Linked DNA regions of Homo sapiens: all the other regions are linked to region 1. Evidence: chromatin contacts called from ENCODE Hi-C or POLR2A ChIA-PET data. All regions are on one chromosome and are shown on one strand. Each heading gives the region's core, a stretch centred on a gene start or an enhancer-like site at or near the end of the contact. The rest is flanking DNA. Distances are from core to core; before and after follow the strand shown. Region 1 holds the start of LARP1B (La ribonucleoprotein 1B). Region 2 has its middle 41 kb from the start of LINC02615. Region 3 overlaps INTU (inturned planar cell polarity protein).

Region 1 (3,220 bases), core at 6-2,505:
CCAGGTTGCTTAGGGTTGGGCAAACTGGAGATCACTGACACGGAAAACAAGAAAACCCTTATTGTTTATAGCTGTTATGTATGAATAGGTTATTAGCCTTAGGAAAATTATTTGTGCCGAATACGGCTTTTGAGTAAGCAAAAAATATTAACGTCAAGTTGAATGTAATTGAAGCGACTTATTGGGCGTGGGGTGGGGGGTGGGGGTTGAAAGCCCAAACATAAGGCGAGCACAGATAATTTATTTAACAAGGCTATGGGGTTGGTGGGGGGCTCGGAAAAAAATCAGCGGCGGAACCTGCTCTCAGCCACCTTGCACCAGGACACAAACACTGACTCAAAAATGAAACGAGTATCATCTCTAAGTGAATGTGAGTGCCAAGTAGAAAGCTCGTATCCGATTTATTATCAAAACGTCTTTGTACCATTTTAACATCCATTCCAGGAAGAAAAAACCTATTGGGAATATGGTTAATTTGTAATTAAGTGCTATTTACCCAAATTAAAGAAACAGGTAACAAAAAATTTTAAAAGCCGGCGAAATACTATTTAATTTACTCAGGAACGCTTTAGAACTCTTTTAGTTGGTGGGTGGGAATGCGGGCGGGGAAGCGCACTAAGCCGAACGCTGGGGCAAAGGTTTCCTAAACAGTTACCGAGAGGTAACTCCCCCTTCATCTGGGACGTGGCTCAAGATTACAGGTGATCGCGGTGCCCCGAGGCGCCAGGAGGCAACTTTCACCTGGGGGAGGCGCCGGGCGCCAGCGGGCCAAGCGGCCGGGCCGCGGAGCCCACTTCACTTGGGAGCTGCCCCAGGCCGGGGGTCGACACCGCGTCCCCTCCCTTAGCCTAGCTGCGACCCAGCTTTAGGGCCTAAGGGCAAATCGAGCGCTCGGTCCTCCCAGCGCCATGTGCGCGGCCCGCCCAGGCCCTTGGCCGCCGTCGCCGCGGGGGCAGGCCGCGAGCCAGCCGCGAGCCACAGAGGCCTGGTGCGCGCTCCGCCCCTGAGCCTGCAGTCGGGGCGGCCTCAGCCAGTGAGCCGGGAGTCGTCCCCTTCGTCCTCCCTCGCACTCGGAGGGCAGCTGGGGCGGGGCAGACCCTCGGGCCGGGCGGCACCCGGGCGGGCGAATCCGTCAGCTCCCGCGGGAGGCCCGGCGAGAGAAGGACCCGGTGAGTAGCCACGTCACGCTCCTCAGGGAGGCCCCGCCCCGTGCTCTCGGGCCGCCCCTCTTCGCCGTCTCCACGCCTCCGCGGGCAGTTACCAGCTTTGGCTGCTCGCGCCTCCCCAACTCGGGTAAAGCTCCTCGGCCTCGGCGTGCTGCGCCTCCGCGGCTGCCCTGCGCCAGGTGAGGGCTCGCGGCTCCCGGCTGCGGCTCCCGGCGCGTGGTGGCGGGCTCGGGGCGTGCGTCGCGGAGAGGACGGGGCCGGCGGGCGGTTGGCGCTCCGTTCGGTGCGGGGAGGGGCGTCACGCCGGGCGCTGCGCGGCCTCGGCGGGCGGCGGCAGCGGCGGCCACGGCCGCCGGGCTCTCGGGTTGTCTGTCCCCAGTTGGAGCCGGCCGGTGTCCCGGCGGAGAGACGGGCAGTCGGGTTCCCTGGCCTCGGGGCCACCCCGGCTGGGGCGGCTGGGGCAGAGGGACGATGTCTACTCGCGCCCCGATGCCCGCCGCCCATTCTCGGGAGGATCCGCCCGCGGTGACTGCTGAGAGGGAGTCGCTGTTGGCCGCGGCGAACCGGCCGGCCGAGCAGCCGCCCCCGCCCGAATGTGAGGGCAAAGAGGCGGCGAGGGAGGAGAGGGCCGCGGCCGCCACTAGCGCTGGGGCGCGGGGAGAGCCGTCGCCGGCGCTGGTGCTGGGACGCAGCGTGCCCCAGGCGGCTGTCCCCGTGAGGCCCCTGGCGCTGCACCTGGCGCACAAGGCGCGTGGGCCCGGGGGCCCTTTCGGCGGGGAGCCGCCACCGCCACCGCCGCCGCCGTCGCCGTTGCCGCCGTTGCTGCGGGATCCGCCGGCCGAGGACGCCCGGGAAGAGGTGGCAGCTGGCCCTGCGGAAAAGCGGCAGCCGCCGCTGCTGCCGCCTAAGGGAAATCCCTGGACCAAAAAGCCTCCCCAGCACCTGTCCCCAGACACGACAGGTCCGCCACCGCCCCCGCTGGAAACCCTGGAGGCAGGTCTGTGGTTGCTCTGCGTTGGGCACTGGCAGGGTGCGGGCAGGGGCGACTTGCGGGACTTGCCGGCGCGTGGCGGCGGTAGCGGGCACCAGGCCCGGGTAACGGCAGGCCTCCCCTCCCTGTCAGTCGGAGGTAATTTGTTCCAAGGTGTCATTCACTCTGCCTATTTACAGACATGGGCATCTGGGAAGGGAGCGGCAGGAAGAGGTGGGACCTCAGGTTCTCCTTGCCTGATGGGGGCACGGAGGTGGTAGCTTGGCGGCGCATCCCTGCTGGCGCGGTTGCGATTGTGTTTTGTCCCCAGTGTTAGTGACTTGGGAAAGTAGCTAACTTTAGATACTGCAGTGCTTCGTATGGGAAAGTTTTGGTAGACTTTTTTTTTTTTTTTTTTACATAAAAGGATTGAAGCAAGTCAGAGCAAGGGGATTTATTCGTAAGTGGAAGCGCGATTGTAGTCTTTTGTGAAATAAGATGAAAAAAGGTTTTCAAAACACTGCTGAGCAGTCATATTAAAAATGAGACTTTAAATGTGGTTTTTAAAGTGCTTTATGGGGGGAGGGGGGAGGGATAGCATTAGGAGATATACCTAATGTTAAATGACGAGTTGATGGGTGCAGCACACCAACATGGCTGCACATGTATACATGTGTAACCTGCACGTTGTGCACATGTACCCTAAAACTTTAAGTATAATTAAAAAAAATAAAGTGCTTTAAGTTATAAGTGTGCTGGAAAATAATTGAAATAGGATAGTTGACATGCGAGCGTGGATTGCACGTTAGGTAAATGGTTTTCTAACATTGTCAGCTCTCCTTCCCTTTAGAGGAGATAAGATTATGCCACTATATTTGAATGCTGACCAATGCTGTATGGCCGTCGGTGCTTTATTTTGATTGTAGTAACTGCAACTTAAGAAAGTAAAAATGGGCCGGCGCGGTGGCTCACGCCTGTAATCCCAGCACTTTGGGAGGCCGAGGCGGGCGGATCACCTGAGGTGAGGAGTTCGAGACCAGGCTGGCCAATATGGCGAAACCCCGTCTCTACTAGAAATACGATC
Region 2 (3,266 bases), core at 592-3,091, 330 kb after region 1:
AATACACAGTAAAGTGGGTTAGTTAAGGCTTTAACTAACTTTGACTAGTATGGCTTTGCAGCCTTATTTCCTGGGTATATTCCCAACTTAGGTACTTATTAGCTGTGTGACCTTAGATACCTTAGCAAACGTTTCTGTATTACATCTTCCTAGTTGTGAAGAGAGAACAATGGTAGCACTGACCTCCAAGAGTGGTTGCGAGGATTAAACGAGTACTTTCAGCACTTGGAAGAATTCTTTGCAGCAGTAAGTGCTTAACAAATGTGAGTTGTTGGTATTATCCCAGAAGTTCATGAATTGATGAAACTGGATGGTCGAGTAGTCATAAAATAATCCTCCTTTACTTGGTCTGCTTGTTTGTGCTTGCTAATGGTATGGTTAGAAGATTTTAAAGGTTAGACAACCACAGTCAATTGGTGGCTACACTGAATTATCATTTCCTGGAGACAGCAGGAGGCAGTGTAGTTTAGCTGTTAAGAGCATTGGGTTTGGAGTCAGAAAGCCTAGTCGAGCATCAGTTCTGTTTCTTACATGGCCTCTTAGTGGCTCAGTTCCCTCATCTGTAAAATGGAGCTAATTCCTCACAAGACCTTTTGCAAGAAAAATGTATGTGAATGTCTGGAGCACACATTAAATACTCAAAAAAGTTGTTGTGGGTGAGGGGAGGAGTGAGGGGAAGAGAGATTGATTTAAGGTCAGATCTGTTTGTTTATCATGAGTTCCCTGGTAACAAGCAATGGAGATGGGAGTTTGCTCAGAGCCGTCAGCATCCAGCTGTGAAAGGGAAACACTCAGGCTCTTTTAACTTTGAGAATGTTGACATAAATTACAAAACCAAGAAGGACAAATGGCAATTTGCTGCTGTCAGTATTATAAACATCAGTGTGAGGGTGGACAGTTTAGCTCAGATGAGTCATTCCGGGTCTGTCCTGTCTTGTCCAGAAGCTTCACTTGCATAAGATGGGGTACCATTGGCAGAGGAAAGAAGCAAGCTAAGGACCCAGTCTGTCTTCTTACTGCTGGAAATAGTGGCAGTGGCTGGGCTGTCCCAGGGTTTATTCACTGTTACAAGGTTCTGAAACTTTAGGGGGTATAAAACTCAAGTGGGGAACTTGTTAAAAGGGCACCTTCCAAAGCCTTATTCACAAACATTTCAATTCAGTAGGTTGTTGGTAGGGCCCAGGAATCTGCTTGTTTTCTGGCTCTCTAGGTACTTCTAACACAGGTGCTTAGAAACTACACTTTGAAAAAGACAATTCCAGTGAGATTGGGCAGAGTAAAGTTTCCGTGTAGGAGGAGCTGCCTCTGCCAGGCTTTTCCCCAGCATTATGGTTTGCTTCTAAAAAGGAAGCAAACAACCAGAAAACAAAAAAGCCAAATTTGCTTTATTTTGAGTCAAAGCACCACTTAATAACTTGTGTCAATTGTTTCTCACAACACTGCATGAAAGACTTAATATTAATTCCATTTGACATTAGAGGAGTCGGGGACTTTTGGTGCAAGCATGAATTAGAGGCAAACATTGCACAGGTTCTTCAGTTTGTCTCCAGCCATCTGGGTATTGCTAAACACATCTGTTTCTTCTCTTGGAGAGGATGCCCCAGTGTTGTCACATGATTTAAATTATGGCAAGAGTGGAGGTTCCGTTTGTCCACTTCCCTGGTTTGCAGGGATGGCTCGGGGGAGCCTTGCTTTGCCGTGACTGGCATTCATCCAGGGCCCGGGCATTTAACTCTGAATTTTGATTTGGGCATTTGCCTGGTGTGATATTCTGCCAGGGCCTTCCCAGTCTGTTCTCTGCTGTTTTGCTCCTGAAGATTTATGGCTAATGAAGGGATAAAGAAAGGTCGTGGCGAGAGGCGGCAGCATGTGGTGGTGACTCATGGTCTGGGCCTGGTGTGGAGCCAGTTTGGGTGGAACGCTCCACTGGCTGCTGTGCCTGTTTTCACGTGGCTCTTTGCCACAGCCCTGCAGGAGGCAGTTTCTTGCCTGTCTCTGGTCAGAGAGGCCTGGTGATTCTGCCTGTCTCCTGCTGTTATGGACTCAGGTCAGGGCACTAAAGCCTGGCGGCCTTTTGACAAACAGTCTCACAAATGGGAGCTCAGGAGACAGTGGGATGGGCCGGTCCTGGGAAGGGCTCCAAAGCCACTCCAACGTGGGGGACACAGTAGCAGCATGGGCCGAAGGAAGTCAAGTGAAGCTACTAGCAGGACAGGGTTTCTCAGCCTTGGCACTGTTGACATTTTGGACAAGATAATTCTTTATTGCGGGGCTGCACTGTGCATTGTAGGATGGTGAGTGGCATCCCTGGCCCCTACTCACTAGAGGTTAGTAGCCCCACAGCCCCTCTCAGTTAATGCAACCAGCAAAATCACCCCTGGTTGAGAACCACTGTGGTAGGTTGGGTTCCAGGCATGTGGCCAGGGTTAAGAAGATCCATCCACCATCCTGTTTTTATTGAGTACTTACCACGTGGCAGGCATTCTTTGCATTCATTATCTCATTTAATCCCCATAACAACCCTAAGATGAAGGAACTCTATTGCTCCCATTTTCTGGATAAGAAAACTGAAGTTTATAAAAGTAACTTGCCCAAGGTCACATAGTGTGGGGCTCATATATGTGTCAGATGCCCTTTCCTCACCCTGTGGCCATATGTAATGAAGCCATAATATGGAAGCCTGGGAGAAAAGCTGCAATGCGTGACAACAGCTGGCATGTAGTGTAAGGGGGTGCTGCCTGTTGAGCTCCAGGGCTGAGATTGAGGAGTCTAATTACAAACCCTGTGGAGATAGTTAAGGGCTTACATGAACTTGAATACCAGGTGGATGATTCAGATAGAGATGGAGCTACTGGAAATGCCATGTAGGTTGGGGGTTGGTTGCAGGTAAACTTTTACCTATGCCCAACTGTTGTCCCTCACTTGTTCATGACACTGGATCCCCTGAGATATGACTCCTGATGTGAGCCCAAATGTGCTTTTTCCACTTCAAATACTGCTCATTGGACTGGGGTCTCTCACCCCAACCTCCATTCCTCCTTAGGGACCAGCCCTTCTCTTGCCTGAATCTTAGCTTCTTCCACTGACACCACGCTGCCTTGGGTTGGGACATGCCTGAGCTATGACATGTACATTGAAATGACTAGACAACACGAGGTTGCTCGTCACCTCTGGCACAGTAAAGACCCTGGGACATGACAACTGAAGCTGGTGTGATCTCCAGTGCATGTAAAATACTTGTAGTTTATAGGAACTGATGATTCTGA
Region 3 (3,563 bases), core at 520-3,019, 360 kb before region 1:
TTTAGTCTGTTCACAGAGCTGCCTAACCATCGCCGCAATCAATTTTAGAACATTTCACCATCTAATAAAGAAATTCCGTGACCATTCGTAGTTATTATTTACTTCTCTCTTTCCTCTCCCAATTTCTTCTTCTCCCTACCCCTCCATCCCCAGGCAATCATTTGCATAGTTTTCATTTCTGTAAGCTTACCTGTTCTAAATATTTTTTTAAATTTGACTCCTCTTATCTGTGATTGTATATCCTTTGACCAACATTTCCTCATTTACCCTCTCCCCTAACTACCCAAGCCTTTGGTAATCACCATTCCCATTCTACTCTCTCCTTCTGTGATATCAGCTTTTTTAGGTTCCACATATGAGTGAGATCATGTGGTAGTTGTCTTTCTGTGCCTGGCTTATTTCATTTAACATAATGCCCTCTAGGTTCATCTGTGTTGTCATAAATAACAGGATTTTGTTCTTTTTATGGCTAAATAGTATTCCATTATGTATATATGGCACATTTTCTTTATCCATTCATCTGTTGATGAACACTTAGGTTGATTCCATTTCTCTTGAGATTTCTCATTGTATTAAAAAGTAGGATTTATTGAGTATGTATCTTCTAATGGAAAATATTAAGGAATTTAATGCCTTAAGAAATCTAGTTAAAGGCCAGGCATGGTGGCTTATGCCTGTAATCCAAGCACTTTGGTAGGCTGAGGTGGACAGATCATCTGAGGTCGGGAGTTCAAGACCAGCCTGACCAACATGGAGAAACCCCGTCTCTACTAAAAATACAAAATAAGCTGGGTGTGATGGTGCATGCCTGTAATCCCAGCTATTTGGGAAGCTGAGGCAGGAGAATCACTTGAACCTGGGAGGCGGAGGTTGCGGTGAGCTGAGTTCATGCCATTTCACTCCAGCCTAGGCAACCAGAGTGAAACTATGTCCACAAAAGAAATCTAGTTAAAAACGTGTGTGAGGCCGGCCGCAGTGGCTCACACCTGTAATCCCAGCACTTTGGGAGTACACACCTGTAATCCCAGCACTTTGGGAGGCCGAGGTGGGAGGATCACAAGGTCAGGAGTTCGAGACCATCCTGGCTAACACGGTGAAACCCCATCTCTACTAAAAATACAAAAAATTAGGCAGGCGTGGTGGCGGGCGCCTGTAGTCCCAGCTACTCGGGAGGCAGAGGCAGGAGAATGGCATGAACCTAGGAGGCAGAGCTTGCCATGAGCCAAGATTGTGCCACTGGCACTCCAGCCTGAGCAACAGAGGGACACTCTGTCTCAAAAAAAAAAAAAAAGTCGTGTGTGAGGTAACATGCCTGGCAATTTTAGGTGGAAATAGTTATTTTTGCTTGTTTATTTTTAAAAACAAACTAAATAGTTATTTTTAACTTGGAAAAAACCTATTTGTTCCAGGTTTAGTATATAATGAGGTCTTACTTTAGTTTTTCTTCCCAGATATTTGAGAATTTTCCTCATTTTGATATTCTTTTTTCAATCATATTTTCCTAGGGTACAGTGAAATAATTAAGAGAAAAGATATTTGTATGTTTTCGTTTAAGGAATATAAACAAACATATATATTAATCTTGTATACTAATTAGCCTGTAGAGTTTAGTAGCAGGAATAGCAACTCATTGAACAGTTTCTGAGATCAAATACCACAAATTGGTAATTTTTTGTCCTGTGGTTTTTCACAAGACAGACTAATAGCCACAAAAAAAGGGAACCTGAAGTATTTGCTAGATGCAGAAAAATGTAGGTCACAAATGAGTAATAACTCATACTGTGTGAAAAGCATTGAAAGGCATGACTAATATTTCAAAAGCTTTTGTCATCTCAGTAAGACACAGTTAGTGTGTGAAACAGTCCTGCAGAGAGTGCCTTGGCCTTTAAAGAAAAAAAAAAGATTCTCTGGGAGGCGGATTGCAGTGAGCTGAGATTGCGCCACTGCACTCCAGCCTGGGCGACAAAGCGAGATTCCATCTCAAAAAAAAGGGATTCTTATTCACAAATAGCATGTATGCCACACAATTCAATTGCCGATAGTTTTCATTTGTATATATATTTGTATTACAGATTAAACTTCAGATTAAATTTATTCTGTTTTTAAATTTGGAATGCTTCAAAGAAGAACAAAGGTGATACATGAAAGAGTTCAGGCAATTTCCATAGAAACAAAACCCAAATCCTAAGTAAGAGATTTTTTTTTCTAATAACTCTGTGGGGTAGTTGAACTGTGCCAGATTCCAGAGGAACACTTGCCTTCGTGTTTTAATCTAGGAATAAAGATTGACAACCCTTGAATGCAAAACGTTGTGTCCAGGAGAAAGACAGGGAAGAATGTTGATATTTTTCAAGAATCCAACTATTGAGTAATATACAAGAAATGGAGAATCGAGAACAACTCAAAATAAGTTGGCTACTTTAAGACTGATTTTCATTTTCTTCTATGAAATCAAAAGGGTTAAATTAATTTCTAACTTAAAACTGGAAAGCAACTTTTGAAGCTCATAAATTTACTATGCATTGAATACATGTGAAGACCATTTTGCAGTTATTGAGATTTAGTTGAAATATGGTATGTTAAATGAGTAAGTTGTTTTATATTTGCAAAGCTTAAAAACAATATGTTAAATAAGTAAACTGTTTTACAGTGGCAAAGCTTAAAAACAATATGTTCCATTTTGAGACATTTCCTAAGTAACACAAAAGAGAAAGATACTCAATTTTTCAAGTAGTAATTAAGCACTTTTTATATGGCCATTACTAAAAAAGTAACTAATATGAGTCAAATGTTTATGTTACTCTTTTTTTTTTTTTAACATAGATGGAATTAGACATGGCATTAAGTGACTTGGAGGCTGCAGATTTTGCAGAACTGGTAAGGGAAGGAGTGGATTTTATAAAAGGCTCAATGTTGAATTATTTTGTATAACAGTCATTATTCTAAATATTTACCAAGTGGATATATAATAATCTTGAAATACACATTAGGCCTCTGTTTTGACAGTGACAAAATCTATTTTGCTTGCCTTAGGATTTTCTACTGAGTTTAAACAGTTGTTACATAATGTATATTATGGGATTAAAAATGATTAATTACACTGGTGTCACTGAGAACTAAGCTTTTGAGGAAAATAAATATAGATGTAATACTGATTAAGTTAAATAAGAACCCTGTAGAGCTGTACTTAAATTGGAAGTGTCAATATCGTTTTTAATCTTTTAATTATTGTATTTCCTAGCTATGGCCAATGAAAAGGCCTAGCAATAGTGACCATCGCAGTAGCGATAAGTACCACTAATACCCAGACCATGGTGTATAAATAACATTTCTCACCAAAAGGAACCAGGACTCCTCAAGAATTGGCTCATTCAAAATTGGGGCTGAAAATGCACAAGATAAGTCTGAGAACATCTTGTCATATCAGAAATTCAGAAAGCTTTCCAAAAATTAATAGGGTTATAGTAGAGCTCAAACTGTCATGAGACAACTTGAAGAGGCTCCCTGTTGAACATCTATAAGGAAATAACTACAACAGATTGAAACACATCAGATATGTATAA

Evidence for each region. A loop is a pair of places that touch in the nucleus more often than their neighbours do. ChIA-PET counts read pairs that join two places held with the same protein, here RNA polymerase II (POLR2A). Pooled maps may share reads with other maps.
Region 2: a map of sigmoid colon shows a loop between it and region 1 (6-fold over the local background). The contact joins the enhancer-like site here to the promoter of LARP1B in region 1. A Hi-C loop is called at or near these places in 1 of 168 maps with a recorded cell type or tissue (sigmoid colon) and 3 of 50 pooled maps. POLR2A ChIA-PET finds 5 or more read pairs at or near these places in 3 of 52 experiments (MCF 10A, PC-9 and activated CD4-positive, alpha-beta T cell).
Region 3: a loop to region 1 is called in a pooled map, with 5 times the contacts of the local background. The contact joins the enhancer-like site here to the promoter of LARP1B in region 1. A Hi-C loop is called at or near these places in 2 of 50 pooled maps. POLR2A ChIA-PET finds 5 or more read pairs at or near these places in 3 of 52 experiments (H1, PC-3 and activated CD4-positive, alpha-beta memory T cell).

What each region holds. Positions count from the first base shown.
Region 1 is chr4:128,060,057-128,063,276 of GRCh38, forward strand. It overlaps LARP1B (La ribonucleoprotein 1B), which reads left to right and starts at 1,256. Exons shown (of 20, transcript NM_018078.4): 1 at 1,256-1,345. RefSeq lists enhancers at 621-1,479, 1,480-2,338 and a silencer at 663-2,162.
Region 2 is chr4:128,385,315-128,388,580 of GRCh38, forward strand. No RefSeq gene overlaps it. Among named protein-coding and RNA genes, the nearest start is that of LINC02615, 41 kb to the right of the region's middle. RefSeq lists an enhancer at 2,356-3,266. Within about 2 kb of position 1,842, at least 27 of the 41 ENCODE cell types and tissues checked have a DNase peak (open chromatin) inside an H3K27ac peak, as active enhancers do; they include PC-9 and sigmoid colon, where a contact is called at or near this core.
Region 3 is chr4:127,697,187-127,700,749 of GRCh38, forward strand. INTU (inturned planar cell polarity protein) reads left to right here. Exons shown (of 16, transcript NM_015693.4): 9 at 2,824-2,877. Among named protein-coding and RNA genes, the nearest start is that of SLC25A31, 31 kb to the right of the region's middle. Within about 2 kb of position 1,770, at least 3 of the 41 ENCODE cell types and tissues checked have a DNase peak (open chromatin) inside an H3K27ac peak, as active enhancers do; they include PC-3, where a contact is called at or near this core.